Regions from separate parts of the Mus musculus genome. Here regions 2 and 3 are each linked to region 1. A link is a contact called in ENCODE Hi-C or POLR2A ChIA-PET data. All regions are on one chromosome and are shown on one strand. The core of a region is the stretch at or near the end of the contact, and the rest is flanking DNA. Distances in the headings are between cores, read along the strand shown.

Evidence for each region. A loop is a pair of places that touch in the nucleus more often than their neighbours do. ChIA-PET counts read pairs that join two places held with the same protein, here RNA polymerase II (POLR2A).
Region 2: POLR2A ChIA-PET joins it to region 1 with 10 read pairs in Patski. The contact joins the promoter of Ppcdc here to the promoter of Trcg1 in region 1. POLR2A ChIA-PET finds 5 or more read pairs at or near these places in 3 of 5 experiments (Patski and embryonic stem cell).
Region 3: a map of Patski shows a loop between it and region 1 (2.0-fold over the local background). The contact joins the promoter of 2700012I20Rik here to the promoter of Trcg1 in region 1. A Hi-C loop is called at or near these places in 1 of 37 maps with a recorded cell type or tissue (Patski). POLR2A ChIA-PET finds 5 or more read pairs at or near these places in 1 of 5 experiments (embryonic stem cell).

What each region holds. Positions count from the first base shown.
Region 1 is chr9:57,234,211-57,238,392 of GRCm38, forward strand. It overlaps Trcg1 (taste receptor cell gene 1), which reads left to right and starts at 2,346. Exons shown (of 13, transcript NM_001014398.2): 1 at 2,346-2,414.
Region 2 is chr9:57,438,040-57,442,221 of GRCm38, forward strand. It overlaps Ppcdc (phosphopantothenoylcysteine decarboxylase), which reads right to left and starts at 2,075. Exons shown (of 7, transcript NM_176831.5): 1 at 2,031-2,075. It overlaps Scamp5 (secretory carrier membrane protein 5), which reads right to left. Exons shown (of 7, transcript NM_020270.3): 7 at 3,288-4,182.
Region 3 is chr9:57,073,845-57,078,026 of GRCm38, forward strand. It overlaps 2700012I20Rik (RIKEN cDNA 2700012I20 gene), which reads right to left and starts at 2,205. Exons shown (of 2, transcript NR_152107.1): 1 at 2,114-2,205; 2 at 1,359-1,999. Sin3a (transcriptional regulator, SIN3A (yeast)) reads left to right here and starts at 2,532. Exons shown (of 22, transcript NM_011378.2): 1 at 2,532-2,786.

The sequences.
Region 1 (4,182 bases), core at 1,096-3,595:
TTTTCAGACAGACATCACTGAGTGATTAACATGTCTATACGCACAGGCAAGCAAACGACCCAAAGTAAAGGACTTGTATAAAACAAAGGCAGAGGTCCTAGGTTCTGTCTTGCTTATTGCCACATGCAGGCCCACGAGGTGTTGATACCATGAGGTGTTGTTTAGCACAAGCAGTTTCTAAGTACCTGTTCATGAATATCTGTGCTTAGCAGAAGGAAATTATTAAAGACTCCTTGGAGTCTTAGCAAAACTCAAAAATCAAGGCCAGGGAGAGTGGTAGAAGTTTATAGTCCCAGTACTTGCTTGTTGGGGCTTCTATACTGAGGTTATTCCCGGTCACAGCGAGTCTGAGATTAATGTTGGATACGTGAAACCCTGCCTCAAAACAAAGCAAAACCTCTCAAGCACAACTAGCCCGGCCTGTGATCCCCGCTACACAGGAAGGTGACGTGGAAGAGACTGAAAGTTCAGATCCAGCCTGGGATATAGAGTGAGTTCAAGGCCAACCTAGGCAACTCAGGAAGAACATGTTTCAAAAATAAGAAAGTGGGCTGGAGAGATGGCTCAGCTGTTCAGAGCACTGATTGCTCTTCCAGTGGTCCTGAGTTCAATTCCCAGCAACCACATGGTAGCTCACAACCATCTGTAATGGGATGCAATGCCCTCTTCTGGTGGGTCTGAAGGTAGCAACAGTGTACTCACATTAAATAAATAAATCTCTTTAAAAAAAAAAATAAGAAAGTAACCTAGGTGTGACATCTCATACCTGAAATCCCGGAACCTGAGAGACATAGTCAAGAAGATCAGGAGTACAAGGCTATCCTTAGCAACATATTGAGTTCAAGGTCAGTCTGGACCACAGGAGAACTAACCCAACAAAAACAAACTGTAATTTTGAGATAGGGTCTCAGGTAGATTGAAATTCCTTTGTGGCTGGGGCAGTCATTGAATTCCTGATTCTCCTGTCTCCACCTCCCAGCTGCTGAGACTGTGGGTATGCACCATCTTGTCCAGCTCAATGGTTTAATTCTCTTCTACCATCACACAAATAAGCAGTAAGAGGACATTGTCAGGCCAGGGGCCAGCCTGGAAGAAAAGAGCAGGAAGAGGAAGCAGAAGCCCCTTTGGAGGTAAGATTTGAGTCTTGGGTTGGCGTCCCAGCAGGGCATCGTTATTCCTCAGAATGAGCAGCAGTATCCTATGAGGCTAAAGATGGGCCAGGAAATCTTGATAATAGCCAATCAGACTGCCTGGTTCAGTAGAACTAGCCACTTGACCTAGCTTCTGGCAGGGTTCACAGAATGCTTCTAGCTCTCACCACCAGCTTAGAAGATGGAATGATGAACCAGAACTAGATGAGAAGAAGCTGGCAGAATGTTAACCAAGACCTTTCCTAGACCCTGAAGGATCCACGGCTTGAACCTTGAGATCAGCAGAGAATCAAAGATTGGGGAATCCCGGGATTGTGACTTCCCTCATTTGTATATACCTCCGTAGTAAGTATGTGCATGTGCAAGTGTGTGCTCGTGTGCGTGCACACATACATACATACATACACACACACACACACACACACACACACACACACACACACTGACCCAATTCACACCTTTAGCTGTGGGACCCATTCTGGCTGTTCTTCCTGCCTGGAACTCTTGTCCTGGAAGCACAGTGGTTAGACAGTCTCTCTCATATGTCTCTCTGTAGCAAGAACATAGCCAGGGCATGTGAGAGAAGTTAGGCTGGTTTTGGCCTGGGATTGACCCAGTACTGAGACCTCTAGTACCACATGAAGAATTCTGACCTGGGCGTGATGGCGCACACCTTTAATCCCAGCACTCAGGAGGCAGAGGCAAGCGGATTTCTGAGTTCGAGGCCAGCCTGGTCTACAAAATGAGTTCCAGGACAGCCAGGAACTATACAGAGAAACCCTGTCTCAAAAAAAAAAAAAAAGAATTCTAAATTGGAAAGGAACTGGGTGGAGTCCTAGACACCCCACTCTTTCCTACCTAGTCTTTACAGAAATCTCCAGTCTTGTCTTGTCCTTGTTGGGCTGAGCCTCATAGTGCCCTCTCTGATGACCAAGATGACATCCAGGGACTAAGGTCTCATGAATAGTGAAAGACTCCATGACACTCTTTCTCAAACAGGAAGAGGGTACCAGGAAGAGGATGGGGCCTTGGTGCCCCATCTCTGAAACTAGGAAGGTTCCTATTAGAAGATATGTAAGCAAAGATGAGCATCTGCTGGCCCAGCTGCCTGTGTGTCTAGGCAAATGTCTACCTGGTTCAGAACCCATCCCCGTGTGTTCCACCATACCTACTAACCCCTCAAGACCCTTGGAGCATGTACACATTCTCTCTGAGCCAGGACACAAGAAGACCGTGCACAACATCTACTGCAGAGAGTACAAGGTAGGATACAACCTGTGGGAATCCATGACTTAGTTACCAGGGTAAGAGGGCTCCCCAGCACTTGGCTGTTAGGGACTGAGAGTGACAGGGCTGAGGTGTAGGTGTCCGTATCATGGGGCTTTAAGAAGAAGAGAACCTACTAGAGAGTCCTTACTAGAGGATTGAAATTGACCCACATGAAAAATATTATCAAGCCCTGTGGCTGGACCTTGGGACAGACTAGCACTTAGGAATCTCGTCCTTACTTTGCTGACATTTTGTGACATTGGTGTGAGGCCAGATTCCATTCAACTTACTCCAAGTGCAGGTGGGATTGCATCTGGCCAGGGAGAGCTAGAAGAGCCTCGCCCTCATCCACAGTGATCCTAGACACTTGCCATAGCCTTAACACTGATTCTGACAAGAGATTATTTCTCAGTTTTCAGACATGCCAAATCCTGATTTCATTCTCTTCCCACTGGGACTTGAACCCAGAGTCTTTGCAAAGTAACTCCAGGAGAGTACTCCACCACTGAAATGTGACACTAGCCTCTGTTTTACTTACTTTTGAGACAAGATCTTGATAAGTTGCCTAGGCAGGCCTTGAATTTACCATTTTCCTGCCTTAGCCTTCTGAGTAGCTAAGTTTCCAACCCTGCATAACCAGGAAAGTCCAGACTGGTTTGGTCTCTATTTATTTACTTTCTTATTTACTTACTTTATTTCTTTTTAGACAGGGACTCACTATGTAGACCAAGCTGGTTGCCCTCAAACTCATGATGATCCCCTGCCTCTGACTTCTAAGTGCCAGGTTGAAAGTATACCATATGCCTGGCTCCCTAGGCAGCTACAGCTTTTCCCACTGTGGTCTCAACTAATTCCAGTTTGACAGTTTGAGCTCAGTCTGGTCAGGAGGGTGTCAGAGGGGCAGATGGGAACCCAGAGTCTTGCAGTATGAGCAAGGCTTACTCTTTAGAATAGAGCCATCAAAAATAAAATAAAATAAAAATAAAGAAAAAAGAGAAAAATTTAGCCGGGCAGTGGTGGCACATGCCTTTAATCCCAGCACTCGGGAGGCAGAGGCAGGCGGATTTCTGATTTCGAGGCCAGCCTGGTCTACAGAGTGAGTTCCAGAACAGCCAGGGCTATACAGAGAAACCCTGTCTCGAAAAAGCAAAAAAGAAAAGAAGAAGAAGAAGAAAAAGAAGAAGACTAGAGCCATAACAGACAGGATTTTCCTCAGCCTGAGGCTGTCTGGAAAGCAGTAGCCCCGCCCACCTGGCAAGAGTGGCACAAAGTGTTAGAGCCAATCTCCATCCTCCTCCTAGAGGGCAGAGGCTTCTTGGCAGCACCAGGGGTACCAGGTCAGACCTGGGTATCCAGGGGACACAACTGAGGGAAGAGTTAAGGAAGAGGGGTGTGTACAGGCTTGGGGACAGGTGAGGAGGACTGGGAAGAGCAGCTTCAAGGAGAGGAGTGATCGTGAATTCAGGATTGCGGGTGGGAGTTGTCAGAAGCCAAAGCTCTCTTCTCTCCCTGGGAGACAGCTGTCCCATAGCACCTCCAAGGAGGGCAAGGAACAGGCAGTGGCTTCCTGGGACCAGCAGAGTATAGGGCTACAGATAGCAAGCAACAAAGAAGCCAAGGGAGCGGGTTGAGTGGGAAGGCCTGTAGGATTGTGGATCTGTGGCCTGGGGTAGAACTGTGTCATAAATGATAGTTTTTTTGTCTTAGGAAATATTTCTAGTAGCTGTGCTTACTGATCTATGGCTCTAATCCAAGAGGGAGG
Region 2 (4,182 bases), core at 825-3,324, 200 kb after region 1:
GACAAGCAGGCAGCGGGTTATGAGACTGAAGGGTTGTGATTCCTAAGCTCAGGGATGAGGGCGGCCAGCCGTGAAGGTAAAGCACTGCCAGAAACCTGCGCCTTCTCTCTCCTTCAGAGAGACACAAAGATCCTCTGCTTATGTAATAAGTATAACTTCCAAAACACAGTAGCCAGAGAGAAACTTTTGCACACGTAGAAACGGTCCCTATCTGTGCTTCTTCCTAGCTGGTTAACAACGCCCCTTCTGATGCTTCAGAGCACGGATTTTCCTGCACACTTCCTTTAGCTCTGGCAGACAGTTAAGATGGTAGACCACCCTCCATCTTAACCACAGAGCCCACTGGTTCAGACCAAGATAAGGCTGTACATGTTTGCATTCCCTGACCTATCATGCTGGTCCAGAAGTGTCCAGCATTATAATATCTGAACATTATAATATCTGATTCTCTCCCACCACTACTGACCCTCCCAAGAAAAAAACAAAAAACAAGCTTATTTTATCACATGGTGCAATGTTCCCTTTCAACCTCCAGAGTCGAGCTTGAGTCACTCTTGGCCATCCTTGGACTTCAGATTAATTTTTCTTCCCACCCTCATAGACTGAGGTACACATACAAGGGATACACTTGATGCGCTGGCTACCTAGACCAGTCTTATATTCTAAGCTGCATATGCAGGGAACAATTTTTTTTCATATTTTTACTTGACCTTTATTATAACCACAGAACTTACACTTAGTCTTATGTATATTTCAAGAAAAAGTAGGGTTTGGTGGCACATGCCTTTAATCCCAGCACTTGGAATGCAGAAACAAACAGATTTCTAGGAGTTGAGATTCGAACATACTAAGTCCTGTAGCTAGGGCTACACAGTGAGACCCTGAGAGGGAGAGGGAGGGAGGAGAGGGAGGGAAAGAGAAAAAAACGAGGGGGAGAATGGAGGGGAAGGGAGAGAGAAATTTAAGAGAGACACAGAGAGAACACATACACAGCAGAGAAAGAGGCCTCTGTGTGAGACTATAATTCTCTCAGTTTAATCAAGGACAAAGTATAAAATTTCCATGTATACCTACCAGTAATAGAATGGGCAAGAATGTAGCCAAGAAAATGTGACCACAGGATACGGGCAAGACTGTAGCCAAGAAAGTGTGACCACACTGCACCTAAGGAATGCTGGTTGCAGCCAAAATGTTTGGCTTTCCAATGGATGTCTCAAACCGGAAGTAGGCATGTTTGCCTCTAAAGTTACTGCAGTTTCATCTGTACACCTCTTGAGGACACGTGTCAGGAAGATACATCACAGCCTTGCTGGTTCCCAGCTGCTAGAAAGAAGCAGAAGACCCCAGCTCCCAAACACGCATCACTTCCTGCAGCTGGGAATCTCTCCTGCCCACTATCTAGTTCTGGCTTCCAATATTCCAAACGTCGGTGACGGTGACATTTTTTTTTCTGACAAAAACTGCTCTAACTCTAATTTGAAATGCCACTCGGCAAGTTTAGGGTTTAAGCATCTAAATACTGCCAGCGTTCTCCTTTCTCTCGTTTATGATTATAAAATACAATTTGAGGCACGTTGGCTCAGCAAGGTAGCTTGCAGACAAGTCTGAGGCCCTGAATGAGGGCGGGACTTACAGGGTAGAACTGAGTCCTGCAGGTCGTCCTATGACCTCAACACGCACGCTGTGACAGCCACCCCTCTTACAAAATAAACGTAATTTAAAAAAAAAAAAAAAAGTTTGTATTTCGGGGCGGTCCTAAATCTTTGGGAGGGGGGCACCTTATGCTGCAGTTTTTCAAAGGTAAGCGTCAAGTGTGGGTGTCTTTTAAACTAAGGATAGAGCATGATATCTGCGGGCACCGGTGCAGCTGCATAGCCCCCAATTCTGAGACTGGAGTCACACCTATAGCCCCACATCTGACACATTACACATGGACCTTCACGCGGACCCACAGCGACCAGAGGAGCTTCTCCCACCGCCCCACCCGGCGGCACCACCGACACAGCTTTCCCGCCCCTTCCACTGCTCACCAGCTCCAGGATACCCGCAAGTATCGCGGTATCTAGGCGCCTTTCCGGCTCTAAATGACTCCAGAGAAAGCGAGTGATCGCATGGCCTTCTGGGAGTCGTGGTCTATTTCTGTGGCTTCTGGGAGTTGTAGTCATTGGGGCTCCCTGTGCAAGGCTAAAGCCACATTAGGCAGGGGAGCCGCGACATTGAAAGGCTCACTTTGAGCAATCTTTTTCTTTTTTTCTTTTTTTTCTTTCTTTCTTTCTCTCTCTCTCCCTCTTTCTCTTTCTTTCCTTCTTTCTTTTTCTTTTTCTTTCCTTCCTTTTCTTTCTTTTTCTTTTCTTTCTCTCTTTCTTTCTTTCTTTCTTTCCTTTCTCTCTCTCTTTCAATAACTGGCATGTCTGAAACTTAGAACTCTGCCAGCTTCTGCCTCATAAGTGCTGGGATCAAAGGGGTGTGCTACCGTGCCCATTGCTACTTGAGAGGAATCTTGAGAGATGACCATCACAGAGGATCTAGACAACATTCTTAGAGAGCACATCTTTGGCAAAGCCTAGGCACATTCGAATCGTTGTAGTCATTACCCTGCAGCAATCAGAAATTTCAAGAACTTACATGTTCATTGAGCCCACTCAATCAGCTTCAAGAGACCCACCATGGGAGCTAAGGAAGGCCAGTCTTCTAGTCCTAACACTAAGGGCTATGGTGGTTTGAATATGCTTAGCCCAGGGAATTAGGAACAATTAGGAAGTATGGCCTTGTTGGAGTGGGTGTGGCCTTGTTGGAGGAAGTGTGTCACTGTGGGGGTGGGCAAATATATCTTCCTAGCCACCTGAGGCCAGTCTTCTCTTGACTGCCTTTGGAATAAGTTATAGAACTCTCAGCTTCTGTAGCACCATGACTGCTTGGATGCTGCCATACTTCCCGCCTTGACAATACTGGACTGAGCCTCTGAACTTGCAAGCCAGTCTCAGTTAAATGTTATCCTTTTATAACAGTTGCCTTGGTCGTGGTGTCTCTTCACAGCAATGGAAACCCTAAGTCACAGACACAGTCAGGCCATGCGCCTCACTCAGTGTTACAGGCCACTCCTATTTCCTAACTGGTAGTTGTGGCAACTACTTCATGGCCTACTCAGGGCTGCTTCAGAGGAAGGATCACAAAATACATGGTTTTTGGCATCACAGATCCACTCAACTCAATTCCACAACCCTGCTTCACATCCCACATCAAGGCTTCATTGAGACCCACATGGAGACAAGTAACACAGAGGGACATACAGGGTCAAATGATCCCTTTATTATATTCATCCAGTTACACAGATAGACACTGGCTCGGGCAGGTCAACTGCCAATGAGGGGATAGTTTGTGTCTCTCAGAAACAAGGGGCAGTGGGCACCAGGAGAATGCAAAAGCAGGTCACTGGCTGGCGACAGACAGGAGGACTCCCAGCATCCACCAGGCCCTCCCACCCCTCAAGCAAACCATCTGTGCCCGGCCCCATCTCTCTCACTCTCTCCTCATCAAAGTGCATAGTTGCCTGAAGATGCAGCATCCCAGTGCCTGAGCAGCTGGGCCAGACACTGGTGACAGGCTTTCCCAAGGGCAGTGCCAGGCATGGCCAATAGGTGTGAGCCAGGAAAGAGGAGAGGCCGATAGGACAGGAAGTTGACTGGGGGTAACACCCAACAGCTGTGGATGCTAGGCTGGCAGCTGGATCACAGCTTTCCTGGAAGTAACAGAGGACTAAGAGAAAGGGAGCTGGGAGAAGGGAAGAGGAGGAAGAGCCTAGCCCTAGAATCTCTCAGGGTAGCAGGAGCTATGACAACTGCTCTCCATAGAGAAAACAGTAGGGGAGAGAATCAACTAAGCCTAGGGAGTCAACAGGAAAGGAACTTTCCAGACACTCTTGGATTCTCTTACAAGGAAGAAGCTGAAAAATCAAAGCTCAAGGTGGCCTGAAACCAAGTCTTAGGGTCCAAGGCAAACCAATGTGGTATGGTTTTCCAGTCTCCCTAGCCTAGGTGGGTTTCTGTTGCAAGGAGATGAGAAACAGCCAGCTGCTCCTTGGTAAGGCCTACCCACCTCAGGCCTCATGCAGAGGAATAAGATACCAGACAATGTCCACACCCTGCTTGAAAGATACAGTCCCAGGAACTAAGATCAGTCTAG
Region 3 (4,182 bases), core at 955-3,454, 160 kb before region 1:
GCGGGGAAAGCCTTGGAGGCACACAAAGATTCTTCCGAGTCTAGGGATCGGCTAGCCTTCGAGGTGAAGCCCGACAATTGCGCTGTTACTCCAGAAAGCATCGCTCCAGGGCTGCTGCACGGAGGGGAGGGAATGAGTTCTACCCTCCAGCCCGATCAACTTTTGCTGTTTTTCTCCGTGCCCCTTGACTTCCTTAAATTTAAGTTTCAGAAAGCTTGGACATTGGCCGCATCCTTAATTCCTTGTGCAAGGCAATCTTGATCCTTAGTCGGCGGAATCTAAGATTATGACAACCTAGTAATGGAACCTTTGGCAAGATCTACGATACCTCGGTCGCTGCAGTCAAGGGAAGTCCGTGAGGCTCATTTCTAGCAAGGATTCGGGGGTGTTTGTTGATACCGTGGTGGGAGTGCTGTACATTGTATGGTAGGTACCCAGCCTGGTGGGTAAGGCAGTTCAGTTAAGGATAGGCATCTGTCAGTTTTGGAGTGCTACTTCAGCCTGGAACGGTTTGGCTAGTTTTTCTTATTTTAGAGCACTGTCCTGGAACAGGGCTTGGCTTGGCTACCGGTGTGGCTGCTCCCACCTGTCGGCCACTCTTGGAGTTCACAACTCTTTACTATGGCCTCACGCCGTGAAGCCATCCTAGGAGTTAGACCCACCTGTTGCCAACACTTGTTTATGGCAGTCTCCGCAGGATTTACAGGAGGACAGTATTGGATTTACGAAACGGTTCCCCGGTGTCGTATCTCCTGGGGACACTCGACTCTAGGGAGGTTCCCTCTCCCCCTTTTGCTCTAGAATGCGGTAAGACTAATCCCACCTAACCTCTCATGGCACAGCGAAAGCCTCCCCAAAGCAAGGTCGGCATCGGGCCCACGCCTTACTAGTGAATAAATAAAAGAACTAGGTCTTTATTATTATTATTATTATTAATTAATTAATGTATTATATGTAAGTACACTGTAGTTGTCTTCAGACACTCCAGAAGAGAGCATCAGATTCCATTACGGATGGTTGTGAGCCACCATGTGGTTGCTGGGATTTGAACTCAGGACCTTTGGAAGAGCAGACGGCGTTCTTAGCCGCTGAGCCATCTCACCAGCCCAAGAACTAGGTATTTCAAAGCACTTTTTGTGTTCAGGCATTGTTACTTACCCAGAAGGCTTAGAGACCGCCATTAACTCACTCTGCTAAGGAGGAATGCCCACCCCCCTTTTTTTTGAAGGGCTGGCCTTAGGGTTCCTAAATTCAGACTATTCCTGCCCTTTCGCGAATGGTTGCGATTACAGCCCTTCCCCTTGAACAGTCATTCTTAAGACCATATCCTTCACACAATCTGGAATTTTTACTCCTTCTGTGAACGTAAGTGCACACTCAAGGTTTATTTATGCAGTGGTCTGTGTGAGGTTTTCAGCCTCTCTTCCTCCAGTTTAAAATGTCCCTGGATCTACCCGACCAATAGAGTATACATTTTCCCTTCATGCTCCGCCTTCCGGAGGCTTGCCCAGGCGGTGACATTTAAAGGCCTCCGCTGGGTTATCTCCGCCCCCTGAGGGCTGCAGATTCTGGTTGTCCCAGTGTCACAGTATTCAGTCAGCCCTAGTGACCAGCTAGTAATATCTGGGCTTTTGGATCAGATTAGAGCTCCAGACCTTAATTTTGGAGTCGGCTTGCTGAAAGTAGCTGCTGAGTGCTCCAGATGGCTGTGTTTAGAAGACCGTGAAAGTGTAAAAATAAGTGGGTAGGAAGGACAAGGCTTTCTGTCATTGTTTTGGTTAATTCTCCACGGCGGGTAATACTACTGCCTTTTCCTTTTCAAATCTCAAAGCCTCGGGTTTCGGCCGCTGAGCTCCCCGCCATCTCCGATCCCGGCCTTGGAACGCTGAGGTTCAGTCTCCAGTGTAAACATTCCACAAAAGGACTGCTAAGGTTCAGCATCCTCGCGCAGGGCGGAATGGTCTCCTTCCTGGACCGGCGCCGTGTCCAATGGCGGCTCCTACCGGCGCCAAGATAGTCCAATCAGATCATTGGGGGCGGGGCCTGGCCCAGCCGTGTAGTGGGTGGAGTCGGCCTCACTTAAGGACATTTTTACCCCACATTGGTTACTTACCTTCCTGGGGCTATGAGAGAAGCAAAGGTAGTCTTCCAATGCAGGGACCGGCGGAGGCGGGAGCCGATTTGTTAGGCCTGTGGCTGGGGCGGTATGGGGAGGGATATGTGAGACTCTCCAATGAGATGTGAAGAGGTACTCCTCTTCCTCCAATAGTATTAGAGCCCGGAGGAGGGATTCGGCAATCAGTCTCCAATAGGCGGGGTTGAGTTAGGGACTCTCCCCGCCAATAGGGGCGTGGAGAAGGTGAGCGGCTCGCTCTCCCCTCCCAGCGAGGGAAGAGGGCGGGAGTAGGTCTTTGCGGCATAGTGATTGGCTAAACCATTGACGGATGGGTAATATATCCCGTGGCGGAGCGAGGTTAAGCCTTCCCTCGGCGGGGCGGGCCGGGAGAGTGGGCGGGATTTCCCGGGTAACAGAGAAGCGGCCGCGGCGGTAGAGGCGGCAGAGACGGTTTCTCCATCTTCCCCCCTCCCCTTCCCCCCTTAGAGTTTCCCTCCCTCCCTCCCTCCTTCCCAGTCTGGGCACCCAGGCCTGTGACCGCTTCGTGGGCGCAAAGGAGGTTGCCAGTCCGCTCTTGCGGGCCTGTGCCCGCGCCGTTCCGGGGCCTCCGTGCTGGGTGCGAGGCTCACGCCGGGAGCGACGCACAGGCTGAGTGGCTGGAGCTTTTGCGGTGAGAGCACGCCGCACCGCGGTCCGCCCAGCAGCTGGGTGGCGGGTAACCCGGGACTGGAGGGCGTGTGTTTTTCGGGGGGGCTGACCTCGGCTTCCCGTGCGTGGCTGTGGGGGGCGGAGCGGAGCCGCACTCAGTGCGGGAGGGGGAGGAGAGCGTAGTCCCGGTGCGCACGGAGGGGCGGGTCCTAGTCCCGCCGATCAGAGGCGGGGCCGGCGCGCGTGCGGTGGTGGAGAAAGGGGCGGGACGGGCTCGCGCTAAAGGCCCGCGGCTGTGACCCCGCCCCTTCTCCCTTATGGGCGGGACCACTGGCTGAACTGCTTTGGGTCCGCGGGGCGTGCGGGACGGGAAGAGGGTCCCGGCGTGTGGCTTTCAGGGCGCGGTGGCGAGGGGGCGTGAAGCCTGTGTTCCCCCGCCTTAGCGGGATCCGGTTGGCCGGAAGGCGCGTCCGGGGCTGTGATGCCACGCCCCTCCCGCCCCGCCCCCTCCGGGATTTCCGCCTCCTTAGCAGTGAAGAGGAGCTGGGGAAAGCCCGCTGTGGCGTCTGGCAGGGGGTCAGGGCTCCGTGTCTGCTCCTCCCAGCATCCCCGTGGGTGGGAGGGCCCCTTGTAGACTGGGAACGGTGGAGGTGTCCGGACTTTATGCTGTGGCTTCTTCATCCATTCTGCTTGGGGCATCGTGGCCCGTAGCTGTAGTCTTCTACTTTGCTTCACACACCATGGATGGCGCCTTAACAGCTAGGGAGAGTAGAAGCGTGGTCAGCTGCTCCTCTTCGTTGTAATTATTGGGACGAGATACTCAGCGTCCTCTCTGGAGTGTCTGCGGTGGGGTGCGGCTGGTGCTGTGCCCTTGCTTCCCCGACAGTGGCCGGTGGGGGAGGGGCAGAGTGATCAGGGACTGGAATTGTGGAGGGCGCCAACCTTCCCTGGAGTTCCCTTGATGTTCAGCTACTGCGCCTTTACGGGTTGATACCTAAAAATTGCTACCATTTTTGGTAGCTTAGGACTTTAAACTCAGTTTACCATTTGAGCTCCTAACAAATCTGAGATTTTATTTCTAGAGAAAGTATTGAATTTATGATTGTAAGTGATGGAGTGAGTTTAGGGCACATAAGCATTGCTTCACCGCTAGGCTATACCCCAAGGCTAAATTTTTTTTTTTTAAGTCAAAGATTTAACTCTCTTTAAGTAAAATACTCTGATTTCTTGACTGATTTCACCTACAGAAGGTTTTGTTACATAAGCTTAGTTTCACAAAGGTAACTTAGAATTTTGTGTTCTCTTTTGGTTTTATGTAACTTCTAGTCCTTAAAGCTTCATGTTGCTCTTTTTAGATACTAAGTAGGTTGAACTGTATGAAACCTATGTGTAGCATAGCTTACCGGCCTGTGTTAGAG